Regions from separate parts of the Homo sapiens genome. Here region 1 is linked to region 2. A link is an interaction called in ENCODE POLR2A ChIA-PET data of the cell type or tissue named here. Cell type or tissue: A673. All regions are shown on one strand.

The links. Peaks named below come from ENCODE experiments on the same cell type or tissue, not always from the same donor. Only the 100,000 strongest peaks of a DNase experiment are listed, where the experiment ranks them.
Region 1: POLR2A ChIA-PET joins it to region 2 with 14 read pairs; 3 of 35 experiments call an interaction of 5 or more read pairs at or near these places.

What each region holds. Positions count from the first base shown.
Region 1 is chr5:142,415,885-142,423,884 of GRCh38, forward strand. The region is part of intron 3 of SPRY4-AS1 (SPRY4 antisense RNA 1); the gene reads left to right. Among named protein-coding and RNA genes, the nearest start is that of SPRY4-AS1, 95 kb to the left of the region's middle. In A673, no CTCF peak of the experiment used is centred here; no DNase peak of the experiment used is centred here; H3K27ac peaks cover 2,227 bases.
Region 2 is chr5:142,640,194-142,648,193 of GRCh38, forward strand. All of the region lies in intron 1 of FGF1 (fibroblast growth factor 1), which reads right to left. Among named protein-coding and RNA genes, the nearest start is that of FGF1, 42 kb to the right of the region's middle. RefSeq lists a promoter at 3,943-4,287 and an enhancer at 4,412-5,611. In A673, no CTCF peak of the experiment used is centred here; DNase peaks (open chromatin) are centred at 658 and 4,898; H3K4me3 peaks cover 569 bases.

The sequences.
Region 1 (8,000 bases), 220 kb before region 2:
GAATGAGTTAGAACAGGAGATAATGACATCACAGGAGAGCAGCCTTGCTCAGCCCATCAAGGAGTAGACTTCATCCCCTGCCCTGGAGCTCGGTTAAAAAAGAAAATATTTTGGCTAGGCACGGTGGCTCACTCCTGTAATCCCAGCACTTTGGGAGGCTGAGGCGGGTGGATCACGAGGTCAGGAGATCGAGACCATCCTGGCTAACAGTGAAACCCCGTGTCTACTAAAAAATACAAAAAATTAGTCGGGCGTGGTGGTGGGCGCCTGTAGTCCCAGCTACTTGGGAGGCTGAGGCAGGAGAATGACGTGAACCTGGGAGGCGGAGCTTGCAGTGAGCTGAGATCGCGCCACTGCACTCCAGCCCGGGTGACAGAGCGAGACTCTGCCTCAAAAAAAAAAAAAAAAGTGTGTGTACATATATGTATTTTTAAATATTATTAAATTTAATTATATATTTTATATAAAATATAATTTTATACAATATAATATATATTTTATATAAAATATAATTTTATACAATATAATATATATTTTATATAAAATATAATTTTATACAATATAATATATATTTTATATAAAATATAATTTTATATAATATAATATATATTTTATATATATATAAAATTGCTGTAGTCCTAGCAACTTGGGAGGGTGAGGTGGGGGAAAAATGGCTTAAGCCTGGGAAGTCAAGTCTGCAATGAGTTGTGATTGTGCCACTGCACTCTAGCCCGAGTGACAGAGCGAGACCCTGTCTCAAAAAAATAATAGTAATAAATAAAGTTACATACCTAGGAAGGTGAAAGCAGCAGGCAGCCTCATAGGCAGGGCAGGAGGAGGAGGACCTAGGCATTGCTCTGCAACACTCCCAATATCACCAAGGGGCAGAGCAAGAGAAAAGCGAGCAAACAGACTTGTATATAAGTATTCATAGCAGCTTTGTCATAGCCAAGACCCATAAACAACACAAATGTCCACTTGCGGATGAATGGGTAAACAAATTGTGATATATCCAAAATGCCCCAGGGTGGTATTTCCCCTCCGAGAACCCAAAATCCAAATTTCTTTTGAAAATTATTTTATTTTTATTTTTATTTTTTTGAGATGGAGTTTCTCTCTTATTGCCCAGGCCGGAGTGCAATGGCGTGATCTTGGCTCACCGAAACCTCCACTTCCCTGGTTCAAGTGATTCTCCTTCCTCATACTCCCAAGTAGCTGAGATTACAGGCATGTGCCACCACACCCAGCTAATTTTGTTTTTTTAGTAGAGACAGGGTTTCACCATGTTGGTCAGGCTTGTCTTGAACTCTTGACCTCAGGTGATCTGCCTGCCTCGGCCTCCCAAAGTGCTGGGATTACAGGTGTGAGCCACTGTGCCCGGCCTTTTTTTTTTTTTCTTTTTTCTTTTTTTTTTTTTTCTGAGACGGAGTCTCGCTGTATTGTGGAGGCCAGAGTGCGGTGGCACGATCTTGGCTAACTACAACCACTGCCTCCTGGGTTCAAGCGATTCTCCTGCCTCAGCCTCACAAGTAGCTGGGATTACAGGTGTGCCCCACCATGCCCGGCTAATTTTTGTATTTTTAGTAGAGATTGGGTTTTGACATGTTGGCCAGGCTGGTCTTGAACTCCTGACTTCAAGTGGTCTACCTGCCTCGGCCACCCAAAGTGCTGGAATTGCACCTGTGAGCCACTGCACCTGGCCTTCTTCATAGATTTTTTTTTTTTGAGACGGAGTTTCATTCTTGTTGCCCAGGCTACAGTGCAATGGTGTAATCTGGGCTCACTGCAACCTCTGCCCCCCTGGGTTCAAGTGATTCTCCTGTCTCAGCCTCCTGAGTAGCTGGGATTACAGGCACCTGCCACTACGCCTGGCTAATTTTTGGTATTTTTAGTAGAGACAGGGTTTCACCATGTGGGCCAGGCTAGTCTCGAACTCCTGATCGTGATCCACCCACTTCCACCTCCCAAAGTGCTGGCATTACAGGCATGAACCACTGTGCCTGGCCAGATTTTTAAGTGTATGATATGGTATTGCTATCTATAGGTACAGTGTGATACAGCAGATCTCTAGGACTTAATCTTGCATAATTGAAACTTTATACTGTACCCATTGATTAGCGACTACAAATTTCCCTTTTGCCCCAGCCCCTGGTAACCCCATTCTCCTCTGATTCCATGAGTTCAGCAATTTTAGATCTCTCCTATAAATAGAATCATGCAGTATTTGTCCTTCTCTGACGGGCTTATTTCACTTGGCACAGTGTCCTTCAAGTTCATCCATGTTGTCATGTATTGCAGGGTTTTCTTCTCTTTTTAAGGCTGAATAGTATTCTGTTATATGTATATACCACATTTTAAAAATCATTCATCTTTGGATGACATTTAGGTTGTTTCCAAATCTTACCTATTGTGAATAAGTGCTGTAATGAACATGGAGTGCAGTTAGCTCTTTCACATCCTAATTTTAATTATTTTAAATAAATAACCAGAAGTGGGATTGCTGGATCATGTAGTAGTCCTATTTTTAATTTTTTAAGGAATTTCCGTACTTTTTTCCATAGTAGTTCCACCATTTTGTACTCTTACTAATAGTGTACCAAGGTTCCAATTTCTCCACATCCTCATCAATGCTTGTTGTCTTTTACAATTTATTTTTGTTTTCTTAAATAATAGCCATCCTGACAGGCTTTTAGTAGTATCTCATTGTGGTTTCATTTTGCATTTCCCTGATGATTAGTGATGTTGAGCATGTTTTCATACACCTGTTGGCCATTCATATGTTTCCTTTGGCAAAACATCTATTTGAGTCCTTTGCCCCCTTTTTTTTTTTTTTTTTGTAGAGATGGGGTCTTGCAATGTTGCACAGGCTGGTCTTGTGTATATACATTTATGTTGACCTTTTATTCCTCGTAGTAACCTTATGAAATAGATACTAATTATTATCTATTTTTAGATGAGGAAAATGGGACATGAAGAGGTTAAATAGGTTGTTAAAAATCACATGCAGGTAAATGGCAGAACTGAGGTTTATAAACCTAGATGGTCTGGTTTTGGAGTTCCTGCTCCTAACTGTTGCACCATATTGCCTCCCAACGTTTAAAAATTAGGAGCTTTCAGCTGGGCGCAGTGGCTCATGCCTGTAATCCCAGCACTTTGGGAGACTGAGGCGGGTGGATCACCTGAGGTCAGGAGTTTGAAACCAGCCTGAACAACATGGTGAAACCCTGTCTCTACTAAAAATACAAAAATTAGCTGGCTGTTGTGGCATCTGCCTGTAATCCCAGCTATAAAAGAGACTGAGGCAGGAGAATTGCTTGAACCCAGGAGGCGGAGGTTGCAGGAAGCTGAGATCGCACCATTTGCACTCCAGCCTGGGCAACAAGAGCGAAACTCCATCTCAAAAATAAATAAATAAATAAAAATTAGGAGATTTCCTGTCAAACCGTGGAGAGCTGGCTTCTCTTGAAAAATCAGAAAAAGAGAGGACACTGGGCCATATCCCCTGAGGTCACAATTGGCTCGTGCTGCATCAGGCCAGTCCCTTAGCGAGGTGGTGTTCTCTGGCTCACCCCCAGCCCCACCAGTCCCCCACTTCCCTGACTCTGAGTTCCTGTTCACTTGACCCAGTTCCTACACTCGTTTGTACCAACAGACACTTTAGTCTTCAACCCCTGGGTTAAGGTTGTATGATAATATTTATAGATATGAATATTTATACAAAGAATATTTATGCAAGCACCAGGCACTTTTGTTCTGAGAGAGGAAGTGTTTTCTTCCCCATTTTATGTGTGAGTAACTGAAGCATGGTGAGGGCCCGTACTCGCATGAGTAACAGAGACAGGGTTTGAACTGTGCAGTGCTTTCAGCTGTATTATCTCCCCTTCCTTTGTGGTCTGGGGGTTCCTGCATCCTGTTAAAGATTCTAGGCTGGGCGTGGTGGTTCACACCTGTAATCCCAGCACTTTGGGAGGCCGAGGTGGGCAGATCACCTGAGGTCAGGAGTTCAAGACCAGCCTGGCCACATAGTGAAACCCCATCTCTACTAAAAATGCGAAACTAAGCTGAGCATGGTGGTGTGCACCTGTAATCCCAGCTACTCGGGAGGCTGAGGCAGGAGAATCACTTGAAACTGGGAGCAGAGGTTGCAGTTAGCCGAGAGTGCACCACTGCACTCCAGCCTGGGGAACAGAGTGAGACTCTGTCTCAAAAAAAAAAAAAAAAAAAAAGATTCTAGGGGTAAAGTTGATCATTAGAGCAGATGAAATTTCGGTACTGAAGGAACCACATGTGAAGAAGCCGTACGAACAGCTCACTTCTGTTTTTGTCTATGCACTGAGTAGATTCTAGCCTTAGAGAGCATAGTCAGCTCTCTAGAACTATTTATTGAATGAAAAATAGACCAGGAAGAGTCACCTGTTGAGAGTCTCATAAAGAGGAGAGAAATCTGACAAAATTTCAAACAGCGAATCAGTACCTAGTAGAAATTAAAAAATTTTATTTACTGAATTTTTTTTAATAACTGGAGGAAATGCCCTGTTTGTTTTTTTTTTCTAGCTAGTATTAAGGATTTTTTGTTTTTGTAAGAAAATGATACAATTCTGGCCCATTTCTCAAGCAAGTTTATTTTAAAATTCCCACAATTCTCTTTAAGTGTTTTGGGAGTTGGAGCAAGTGATAACAAAAGCAGCTGAGAAATGAGGCTTTGGCCTGGTTATTGTCTAACCAGGTGGGTTGAGGTCCCTGAACTTTAAGAAGCTTTTGTGCTTCCAGCTGTACCAGGGGGATTAGTGGCTTAGTCCTACCTCATGGGAGCACATTTTATTGTTACTTCTCATAGAGCTGAAACCATAATGTTATGGTTTTTTATACAGCACCATCTGCTTCAGGCTCTCGACATGCTTAGAGTGTTTCCCCTCACTCCCCCTTCAAGTTTCTCCCTCCACATAAGTTCAGTATCTGGAAGAGTGAATTCACTTTGGGCATAGCAACAGATGTGCATGGTAATATGTAAAATGCAGTCGGTTAGTTACCAATCAGTCATGTGGTCATCAAATGTTTAATGCAGACAAGGCAGTGTGCTAGACTGCTGTGATGGAAACAAAGTTAAGTAAAATGTGGTTTTTGCTTTACGGGACCTAGTGGGGGCATATTATACAAAGACATACAAAAGGTTTAATAGCTGTAGGAAATAAAAAAGTTAATGAACATAAGTAGAAGAGAGTATATGCAGCTCATCATTAATTTCCAAATGAAGGCTGCAGTTGTTAAGTGCTATAGGAAGTCAGTGTTCTCTTTGATAAAGTTCCTTCTTGAGAAGCAAAGTCCAGAATGAATGTGCACAATGCAATTAGAGGGACACTTTGACAGGAACAAAGCTGCTTGTGTAAATGCAAGGTCTCTCTTCAGCATGGTCCGGAAATTCATTCTGTAACAAAGAACTGTAATTCCAAGTCAATGACACCTTCTAAATCCTCTCAGACTATGCCCAAAATTATAGAGAAGGAATGGCGAGTCAATTCCGTTCAGTCAGAACTGGATAGCTGTGTACTTTGCTCAAATGCCTGGGATCTAATGGAGATGGGACAGCAGCCAGGAGATAAAGCAAGTCAATACAGGCCTGGGAGAACTCTGATGCTGGAGCAGATAATGAGGAAGGGGCCAGGATTTGAAAGCGTGACCTCTAAGTCTTCCTGTGTAATGAACGGAATATAATGGAGGGCTGAGATCTGAGACCCTAGTGCACCTGTGTCTGTGGCTACCTGGTCAACAGCCTGGCTTTATCCCTAGATAACTTGGATGAGTGCTGTGGGAACTTGACAACCTTCAGGCTACCATTACTGCTTACTGAAAAGAGTAGAAGGCAAGAAATTTCCTCTAAAGGAAATAGGTGTGGGGCTTCGTGGTTAAGAACTTGAACTTTCATGTCAGGACCTAGCTTCCCCACTCACCAGCTGTGTGGCCTTGAGCAAGTCACTTACCCTTTCTGAGTCTCAGATTTATCACCTGAAAAATGGGAGAAAAAATGATATTACCTACCCTGTTGTGTTATTGTAAGGGTTAAGTAAGACAAGGGATTCAAAAGGCACTTAGCAGTGTATATGGCTCATGTGAGATCACAATAAATTATATGTTATTGTTATTAAAGATGATGAGGCAGGAGGATTGCTTGAGGCTAGGAGTTAGAGACCAACCTGGGCCCTCAGCTAAAAAAAAAAAAAAAAAAAAAAAAAAAATTAGCTGGGTGTGGCAGTACATACCTGTAAGTCCTAGCTAGTGGGGAGACTGAGGTGGAAGGATCCCTTGAGCCCAGGAGTTTGAGGTTACACTGAGCTAAGATTGCACTGCTGCACTCTAGCCTGGGCAACAGAGCAAGACCCTATTCCTCAAAAAAAAAAAAAAAAAAGAGTCATGAGGATAAATATTTTTAAATTACTATTTCCTTGTAGAAGTTCAGGAACTGGCTTAGAGACAAAGCAGGAATTATTCCACTCTTCCCCTAGGTTCTCCATGAGCAACCTTTGAGAAGATAGCTAACTCATGTTAGTGTTATAGTAACTCATGGTAGAGGGTGGGATGAGGTTTTATAGCAGGGCCCTCACTTCTAAAATCCAAACTTACATAAAGCTAAAAGGGCAGCTCTCTGAAGGCATAGGTGCAAGACTGCTGCTGAGGGACCAGAATATTTTTATTTCTCTCCCCTTAGAAAATCTTAGAGCAGTGCTTCTTAAGCTCTGACATGCAGATGAGTCAGAGCTTAAGAAGCACTGCTCTAAGACATGAACCTGAGATTCTGCACTTCTAACAAGCTCCCAGATGATGCCAATGCTACTGGCCCTCAGACTACATTTTAAGTAGCAAAGTCCTAAAAGGCCTTGGGTCATTTAGTCTAGTGGCATGACTGAACCCTCTCTATGACTTTCCTGAAAATGCTAATTCAGTTTTTTATTGAAAACCTGCAGTGATGACAAGCTCCCTACATGCCAGGCAGCCTTTTCTGTTTCCAGATGGCAGGCATGATAGGAAGTCTTTTTACTGAGCCGATGCTCACCTCCATATGACACCCATCCATTGGTTCTGGTTTATGACTTTGGCAAGGGGTGGGCGTTACACAGGTGATGCCTAATCCCGAGGCTCTGAACGCTGGTTTTGGTCTTCTACGGGGGTTGTCTGTGGATGGGCTTTGGCAGTGGTGGTGGAGGGGCAGCAATCCCCTAAAAATGTTTGTAGAATTTGGTTTCCATGTACAATTCCCTGCGGAGAGTTCCCATAGCTTTCAACAGTTTTTCAAGAGAGTCTGTTGGCTGTAGAAGATTAAAAAGCATTGGATTCCTCATGGAATGCCATATCCCTCACAGATCTTCTGTTTGGAAGGCTAGACCTTCTCAAGTTTTTGGATCTCTTGTTTATCTGAGTCTCTCTTTTTTTTTTTTTTTTTTGAGACGGAGTCTCGCACTGTCACCTGGGCTGGAATGCAGTGGCACGATCTCGGCTCACTGCAACCTCCGCCTCCTGGGTTCAAGCAATTCTCCTGCCTCAGCCTCCCAAGTAGCTGGGATTATAGGTGCCCACCACCATGCCCAGCTAATTTTTTGTATTTTTAGTAGAGATGGGGTTTCATTATATTGGCCAGGCTGGTCTCAAACTCCTTACCTCATGATCCACCCGCCACCTCGGCTTCCCAAAGTGCTGGGATTACAGGCGTGAGCCATCGCGCCTGGCCCTGAGTCTCTTTTATTTATTTATTTTTACATAAGTCTCCATGGAACATGGTTTCAGGGATCCTCGTAATCCTGATAGTTTTTCCTAGTATGTCTGTATCCCTCTAATTTTGGTACCCAGAATCATGTACAAGCTAAAAAGCCACCTGACCAGCAGGAAGGGTAAGCTGTCTGTCTTTCATTTGACCCGAGGCTTCTTTCAGTTCTTCCTAAAAGTGTAATATCTGCTTTGGAAACCTTGGTACACTTAATAGTGCTGTCAGTTTGGAATGTTTATGTTGC
Region 2 (8,000 bases):
CAACAAATATGTATTAAATACTGTGATTTATCAGGCACTGGGAACACAGGGGTAAACAAGAAAAGCAAAGACCCTGCTTTCCTTGTCAATTTTTATTCCTATAGGGGGAGGTATTAAATTTTTAAAAGTGAACAGCTAAGAAAATCTAAAATGGTGCTAATTCCCGTATCTCCTGGTAGAAAGGAGCCCACGGGGGCTGGAAGGGGAGAGTGCACCAGGAGGTGGAGTATGGTGGGGGGGGGGGTCTCTCTGAGAAGCGGCATTGGAGCTGAGGCCTTTGCCAGGTGGGGTCAGGGTTGTGCACAGAGCCACATGCACCTAAGCCTGTCTTGTGGGCTTGTGATGCGCATGAGCAGGGAGATGGCCTGTCTCAGAGAAGAAACAGCAGGATGCGGTACCTTCTTCCAGCTGTTATCCAAGAATAGGCAAGAGACTCGAAATAATCCACCAATTGAGGGGTAGGGCACAAGAGTTAATACAATCTTTTTAAAGTCAAATGCTTCTCAGAGAACCAATGCTGCCTCCATCTGAACCTGTCCTCATCCCCACCAAACCAAAAGTCATTTCCTCCTGTGACATCCTGTGCATATTGGCTGTGGCTGTTTGTGGCAGTCACTGTATCCTACCCTGCAATTAGAGCTATTTGCATCCTCCGTTTGGCCTCCCTTGGGAATCTTCAACTCCTCGAAGGCAGGGATTGGATCTTGTGCACTCCCTTCCCCCACAGACATAGACTCTCTCCATATACTTAGTAGATGCTCGGTGAATATCTGTTGGTGTTTATTCAGTTGAATACTAGGATTTCTGGATAACACTTTGGAGACATACATATTACAAAAGGAGAAGAGTTTTGATTGCAGGGAAGGGAAAGATAATTTGGGCGTATAGAGATCCCACACTTAGGTGGTTCTTCTAATGGAGAATGTTGAATGCTTTGAGACTTTCCAGTGGAGATTGGCCAGGATAACAAAAGAAGTTGTGAGGGCCACAAAAAGAAGATCGGGCAATGAGGACTAACTGCCTATTTTGCTGTTTTGGTCTTAGTGGTTAAAAAGCCATTGAGAATTATTTTGCGTGCTTCCTCCAACTCTTGGTCCTTGTTTGATCTGAGATTTCTGCTGTCTGGTTAGCTGGTTGATTTAGGGTTCACTTAGGGTTTCTTTTCTTCTTGTGTTTGTCATTTCCTTTTTCTGTGGGGGTTAATTTTCTATATATTCAGAATGTTTTTGTCTTGAATAATCTAAATATATACAGCTAGAATGTATTTTTTATTTAATTAGTATTTTTGAAGTATTTTCACTTTAAGCTGAAATTCATTTTAAATGGAACTTGACATCAATAATGAAAATGAAAAACCAGTATCACTTGCCACAGATGGTCATTGTAAAGGTAAATTTGTTGTAAAAACATATTGTAATGAATTGAATCTAATTTATTTGTACTATATTATTGAGTACTTTGTTATCTCATGATTTATTATAGCAGCACCACCGTATAAACAGTGTTATTTCCATTTTTACAGATGATAAAACTGAGATCTTGAGAAATTAACTCCCAGGGCTAAGAGGTATTTTAGGCATCCGAATAATTATTCAATTTCGGTTTACAAATGGAATACGTAAAGAGAATCTTATGATTCCATTTTTACAGATGATAAAACTGAGATCTTGAGAAATTAGGTCACTCCCAGGGCTAAGAGGTATTTCAGGCATCTGAATTATTATTCAGTTTCGGTTTACAAATGGAATATGTAAAGAGAATCTTATGAATTTCATGGAGCTGAAAAATGGATCTGAAGGTGGCACTGGAGATGATTAACCTCTCAAATAGACACATAAATTAACTGGTTACTTTTGTAAGTAAAAAGAAAATCAAATGAAGCATGGGAAAACAAAGCAGAAAAGCAAGAGTTAAGAGAACCCTCTTCTAGGAGGAGCACAATAGGGCATCCACCACTGTCAGAGAAGCCAGCTGACCCTTGGCTTCCTGGGTCACCAGATGGGTGCTGTCAGCAGTGACCTTACCTCCAGGACCAGGAATGGCCCAGGAAGAAAAGGTTACATGGAGACAGGAAGGGAAGAGAAGAACTAGGAGCTTTGGTTCCCTCTTGGCTGTCACTTATGAAGTACACTCAAGTTCATTTTCCTTGTCCCCTTGGCCTGGGGGTAATGTCCTGATCAAGGCCTGAGGGGATAGTTCTGTGGGGCCTTTTCAGGGTCAGAAAACTCACATGCCAGCAACTTTGTTTGCATCAGCAAACCCACCTGCATCATGCAAGCACTTGACTGGCCACTGACTCCCAACACAAAGCAGATATCAAGATATGAAGAGGGAACACACAGGGCTTCTGAACTGGTAGGGCTTTGTCTTGATGATCTGGGTAAAGGACAAGAATGGGTGGCATACGGTATGCCAAGAGTGAACAACAGCAGCCACCAAATAGATCTGGCTTTGTGCTGGCTTGAGCCACGTGGGCTCCCAGAGGAGACGCTCACTGAGGTCTGTGAAGGCCTTGCTGCACACCTGCCTGAGAGAGCCAAAGAGCTGTGTGTGTTGGACTGTGGCTTTTTGAAATATGTTTGGCTGGGAGATGGGAAGACCTGGGATCCTGTAGACCAGTGAAGGGGAGGTGGGATCAGGACAGACTCCACTTGGAGCTGAGTCCTAGAAACTGCTCTTCTGTTTTTTTTGTGTACACAACATCAATGAATGCCATGCATAGCCTAGAGTATGGAATAAATCTCTCCTAATAAATATATGGTTGCCTGATTAGGTTAGTCATTATGCTAAACATTTGTTTAGGCAATGCTTACCAGCTAGAAATATTAACAAATAAGGAAAAACCAAGTTTTTCTTAAAGAACTAGGCACTTTCACATACACTATATCCAACGCACCCCAGGAGGCTCCATGGCTTCTGCCTCCTCATTTGAAGAAACCAGCTTGTACTGCCTATCAACAGATTTGCAAAATTGAATGTTGTGATATAATTCTCCCTTGAGGAAAGGGCTAAATCAAGGTCATAACAATTATCGAAGATATAAAGAACTGTAATTTAAAAGACAGTATCACCATATATGCATCAGAAAAAGAGACTACAAATTACACACACACACACACACACATACCCCAAAATATGACAAAAGCCATTCCTGGGTGCTAACAGTAAAGATGATTTTTGTTTTCTTCTTTATGTTTTTCTATTTTTTCCTAATTTTCTACAAGGAGCATGTATTATTTGTATAATCAGAGAAATTATTATTCTGACAAAATCAATTTTAAAATGCTATATATACCTCTTGCTGCAACCTAGGAGGCAATACCCTGAGTTACTGGCTAAAGTTCCTCACTCAAGTCTCCCTCTAGGAAAATAGGGCTTTTCCATTTTGGATTCTATTTGAAAATTTCTCAGTAGGGACCAACAGCTGACCTTAAGTTTCAAAATTGTACCCATGAGAGAGGTGACCGCTAAGGAATCAGGCTTCCTTCCGATCGCTTATTATGCACAGAACATTCTTCTTCATCTGGCCCTCACTTTTTCATGTTTTCTGTCAACAGACTCTTAGTTATAGTAAAACAGATCTACATTTGCATACCAGCTCCACAATTTGCTAACCATGGGATCTTAGCCAAGTCATTTAAAATCCTTGTGCCTCAGTCTGTTCATCTAAACTGATAGGTTTATTATGAGTATGAAATGAAATAATGCATGTAAGCTCATGTTAGCGCAAGCAATAAAAGTTGGCTATTATCATTATCCTATTGGCTTCCCCCAAACATCTTTTCCAATTCTCATGCAGAGAACATTTTCCCGACTTAGCTAGGCTCTGTAATCTCAAGGCTTGTAGTGAGAACTGTGGCCTTCCAGAATGTCCCCAGGAGCCCTAAAACAAAAAAGGAAAGCCTTAAAACATGCTTACCTGCTGGCCCGTGGCTGGCTTCCCTGCAGAAGTGGCAAAGCCCTTCTTTGAGCAGTGAACTCACTCACTAAGGAATCCCCCAAGAGTCTGGCCAGCCGGCCCCACTGCCTGGTTGCCTCACTGAGTTGGTGCTCTCTTTAAGCTGTTCCTTTTGTTTTCTCTGACTCAGAATATCTTAGGTCATTTTGAGACAGCCTTCTCCTCCACACCTTCCCTAATTCTACCTGCTGTTCTGGAAATTTGTCATCATTTTTGACGGCCCGGCATCTGAATCCCCACCCCATGTATTTGAAAGTTACACCCGCCCCCTCATTCCCCACCACACACATACACACGTACATCTTGGTCTGGCTGGACCATTCCTGCAGTGTGATTTGGGGCCACCACACCTTCCCAGTGACTCTGGGAGCAACCCCAGGTTCTCTGAACTCTCCTTCTAGAGTCAATTTTGGTTGCTTACAATTAAGAAACCAAGCCAGCTCCTCCTCATCCTTCATACCTACCTTAGTATAAATCCTCTGGCTGTTGGTTTCCAAAACTCCCTGAGCATGCATGTCATATGATTTAGCATATTCTGTTATGATATTTTACTATAATTGTCTGTTTATCCCCACACCCCCAGACTGTTAGCTCCCTGAGGACAAGGACTAAAGCTGTTTAGCTTGTGATAGTCTCTCCATCATGGGCAGAGTGCATGGCACATAGTAGACCCTCAGCAAATGCCAAATGAATGAACAAGCAACAAAACCTTAGCACACATGAGAGGACCAGAAACAAGCACGGTAGCTCCACTTGGAGAACCAGTTAACTCGCCAGCTTTCTGATATTCTGGCACCACTCCTAGTCGGATTCCAGGGGAAATCAGATTTCTTTTAGGCTTTGGCAAGGAAGAAGATCTTCCAGCAGCATCCTGAGTGGGAGGGTGCATTGTGGGCAGCGTCTTGAAATGGGTGAGTAATCCCCCAGGCAGCTCTTAGCTTTAAACCCTGGCTTGTAATGCAGTCATCTCCTGAAGCTCCCAGCTTAAAATGGAAAGTGGCATTACTCATGGTGAAGGGCAGGCAATAAAAAAACATTTAGGTGGGGCCAGCACAATGGAGTGAGTATTCCCTGATGGCGGATGAGAACGTCTCCACTCTGAGCACTCACAGCCCTGGCAGACGGCTCAGTCATAGCAGGGCTTTTGAGCTACACCTCCGAGTTAGCTCATCACACGGCACCTCACTCTTTGGGGTGCTGGGAGACATCGCATTCCTCAGCCTACAGCAGGCGTGGTGGGAAGAAATGCCCCTGAGTCAATATTGGAAGGTGGTAGAAGGAGTGGATGAGAACCTGGGCTTTGGCATCCAACTGACCTGGGTTCCAATCCCAGCTCTTCTAGTTACTAGCTCTGTGACTCCAAGCAAGCCCTCTAACCTCTCTGATCCTCAAGTTCCTCATCTGTAAAATGAGTAAAATAATAGTACCTACTACAGAGGCATTGGGATAAGTAAGAAAGACTATCCCTACAAATCCTTATCACAATGCCTGGCATGTAATCAACATTCAGTAGGGTGACAGCTGCTGTCATTGACAGAGTTGTTCTTTTACCACCTTCCTCCAACGGCCTCCATTACTCCTCCATCCTTTCTGTTTTATTTCTGTGTTAATCTCACTCAGCTTCCACACCCTTACTTCCTCCAGAAGTCATCCTTTACCTCTGATATTCTCCTGAGCTCAGGCCACAGCCCAACCTCCCTCCACAGTCACTGCTCATTTCTATCTTGTCTTTCTCTCCCTTACTTTGTTTTTTTGTTTTTTTTGTTTGTTTGTTTTAGACGGAGTCTTGCTTTGTCGCCTAGGCTGAAGCGCAGTGGTGCGATCTTGGCTCATTGCAAGCTCTGCCTCCCGCGTTCAAGTCATTCTCCTGCCTCAGCTTCCCAAGTAGCTGGGACTACAGGCGCCTGCCACCACACCCGGCTAATTTTTTTGTATTTGTAGTAGAGATGGGGTTTCAGTGTGTTAGCCAGGATGGTCTCGATCTCCTGACCTCGTGATCCGCCTGCCTCGGCCTCCCAAAGTGCTGGGATTACAGGCGTGAGCCACCGCACCTGGCCTTTTTTTTTTTTTTTTTTTTTTTTTGGAGACAGAGTTTCACTCTGTCACCCAGGCTGGAGTGCAGTGGTGCAATTTCAGCTCACTGCAACCTCTGCTGCCTCAGCCTCCGAAGTAGCTGGGATTACAGGTGCCTGCCACCGTGCCCAGCTAATTTTTTTTTGAGAGGAGACTTGCTCTGTCCCCCAGACTGGAGTGCAGTGGCGCGCAATCTCGGCTCACTGCAAATTCCACCTCCTAGGTTCAAGCAATTTTCCTGCCTCAGCCTCCCGAGTAGCTGGGATTACAGGCCTGTGCCACCACGCCCGGCTACTTTTTGTGTTTTTAGTAGAGGCGGGGTTTCGCCATGTTGGTCAGGCTAGTCTCAAACGCCTGACCTCATGCTCTGCCCGCCTTGGCCTCCCAAAGTGCTGGGATTACAGGCGTGAGCCACTGCGCCTGGCCCCGGCTAATTTTTTATAGTTTTTAGTAGAGACGAGGTTTCACCATCTTGGCCTGGCTGGTCTTGAACTCCTGACCTCGTGATCTACCTGCCTTGGCCTCCCAAAGTGCTAGGATTACAGGTGTGAGCCACTGCGCCCGGCCTTTTCTCTCCTTTTCTATGTGTCTGTGAACCTGTGTGCTAAGACCTCACCACCTGATGTCTGACCCTGTCATCGTTTCTTCCCCACTTCAGAATCTGGGACCTGGCCCACTGTGAAGCAAAATGTATTAGGATAAATCAATCGGAGTTGAAGGAAGCCTCATGGACAGATTGGGCATAAGGTCATAAAACGATCAGGGCTCAACACCAGTTTTCAGCACCCAATACCAGTTTCCAGGGCCCCAGTATAATGTACACGCACCCACAGAAAGAAAAGTGGTGAAGAGAGGGAGGGGAAGGGTGGCAGAGTATGCAACCTCCAAATAAGCCAATTTGGCATATCGATTATTTTTAGTTGAAGACAATTGAGAAGAAGCAGATAAGGCTCTCTGCCATTTCTCATTTGCTTAAAAGCAGAGCATAAATTTGTGAAGTTGCCCCCTCACCACCAGGAAAGACTGAAGTTAACCACTGGAACAAACCTTACCAACTAGCCCTCCTCTCTGTTCATTTCTCCCATATGTTTACTTTCAAAATTTGCTGCTCTAGAAACTTGAAGTCCTTTTCCTTTGTCTTGTCACTTCTCTAAAAATCTTTCGCCCTTCTGTTGAGCTGCTATATAAACCCAAGTTCTCACCACCGCGTTGAGGTAGTCAGTACTGCGTGCTCCCATGTGCACACACAATGCACATGTTCATAAACTTGTAGTTCTCCTCTTAATTTGTCTTTTGTCAGTCTAATTTAAAGGGCCTCACCAATGGGCCTAAGATGGTAGACCACTCCACTCCTACCTGTTTAGATGGGACCCAAATCTAAATACTAAATTCATTTATGTTTCATATACACTTTATATACCTAGTCTGAAGGTAGTTTTATACAATACTTATAATAATTTTATGCATGAAACAAAGTTTTGACTGCATTTTGACTTTGACCTGTCACATGAGGTCAGGTGTAGAATATTCCACATGTGGCATCATGTCAGTGCTTAAAAATTTTGGATTTTGGGTTGGGCACGGTGGGTGGGATCAAGCCTGTAATCCCAGCACTTTGGGAGACTGAGGTGGGCAGATCACTTGAGGTCAGGAGTTCGAGACTAGCCTGGCCAACATGGTGAAACTCCATCTATACTAAAAGTACAAAAGATTAGCTGGGCGTGGTGGTGCGCACCTGTAATCCCAGCTACTTGCGAGGCTGAAGCAGGAGAATCACTTGAACCCAGGAGGTGGAGGTTGCAGTGAGCCTAGATCGTGCCACTGCATTCCAGTCTGGGTGACAGAGTGAGACTCTATCTCAAAACAACAACAACAACAACAAAACTTGGATTTTGGAGCATTTTGGACTTAACGATTTTTTGGATCAAAGATTCTCAGCTTGTACTGTGTTCACACCAAGAGAACAAGT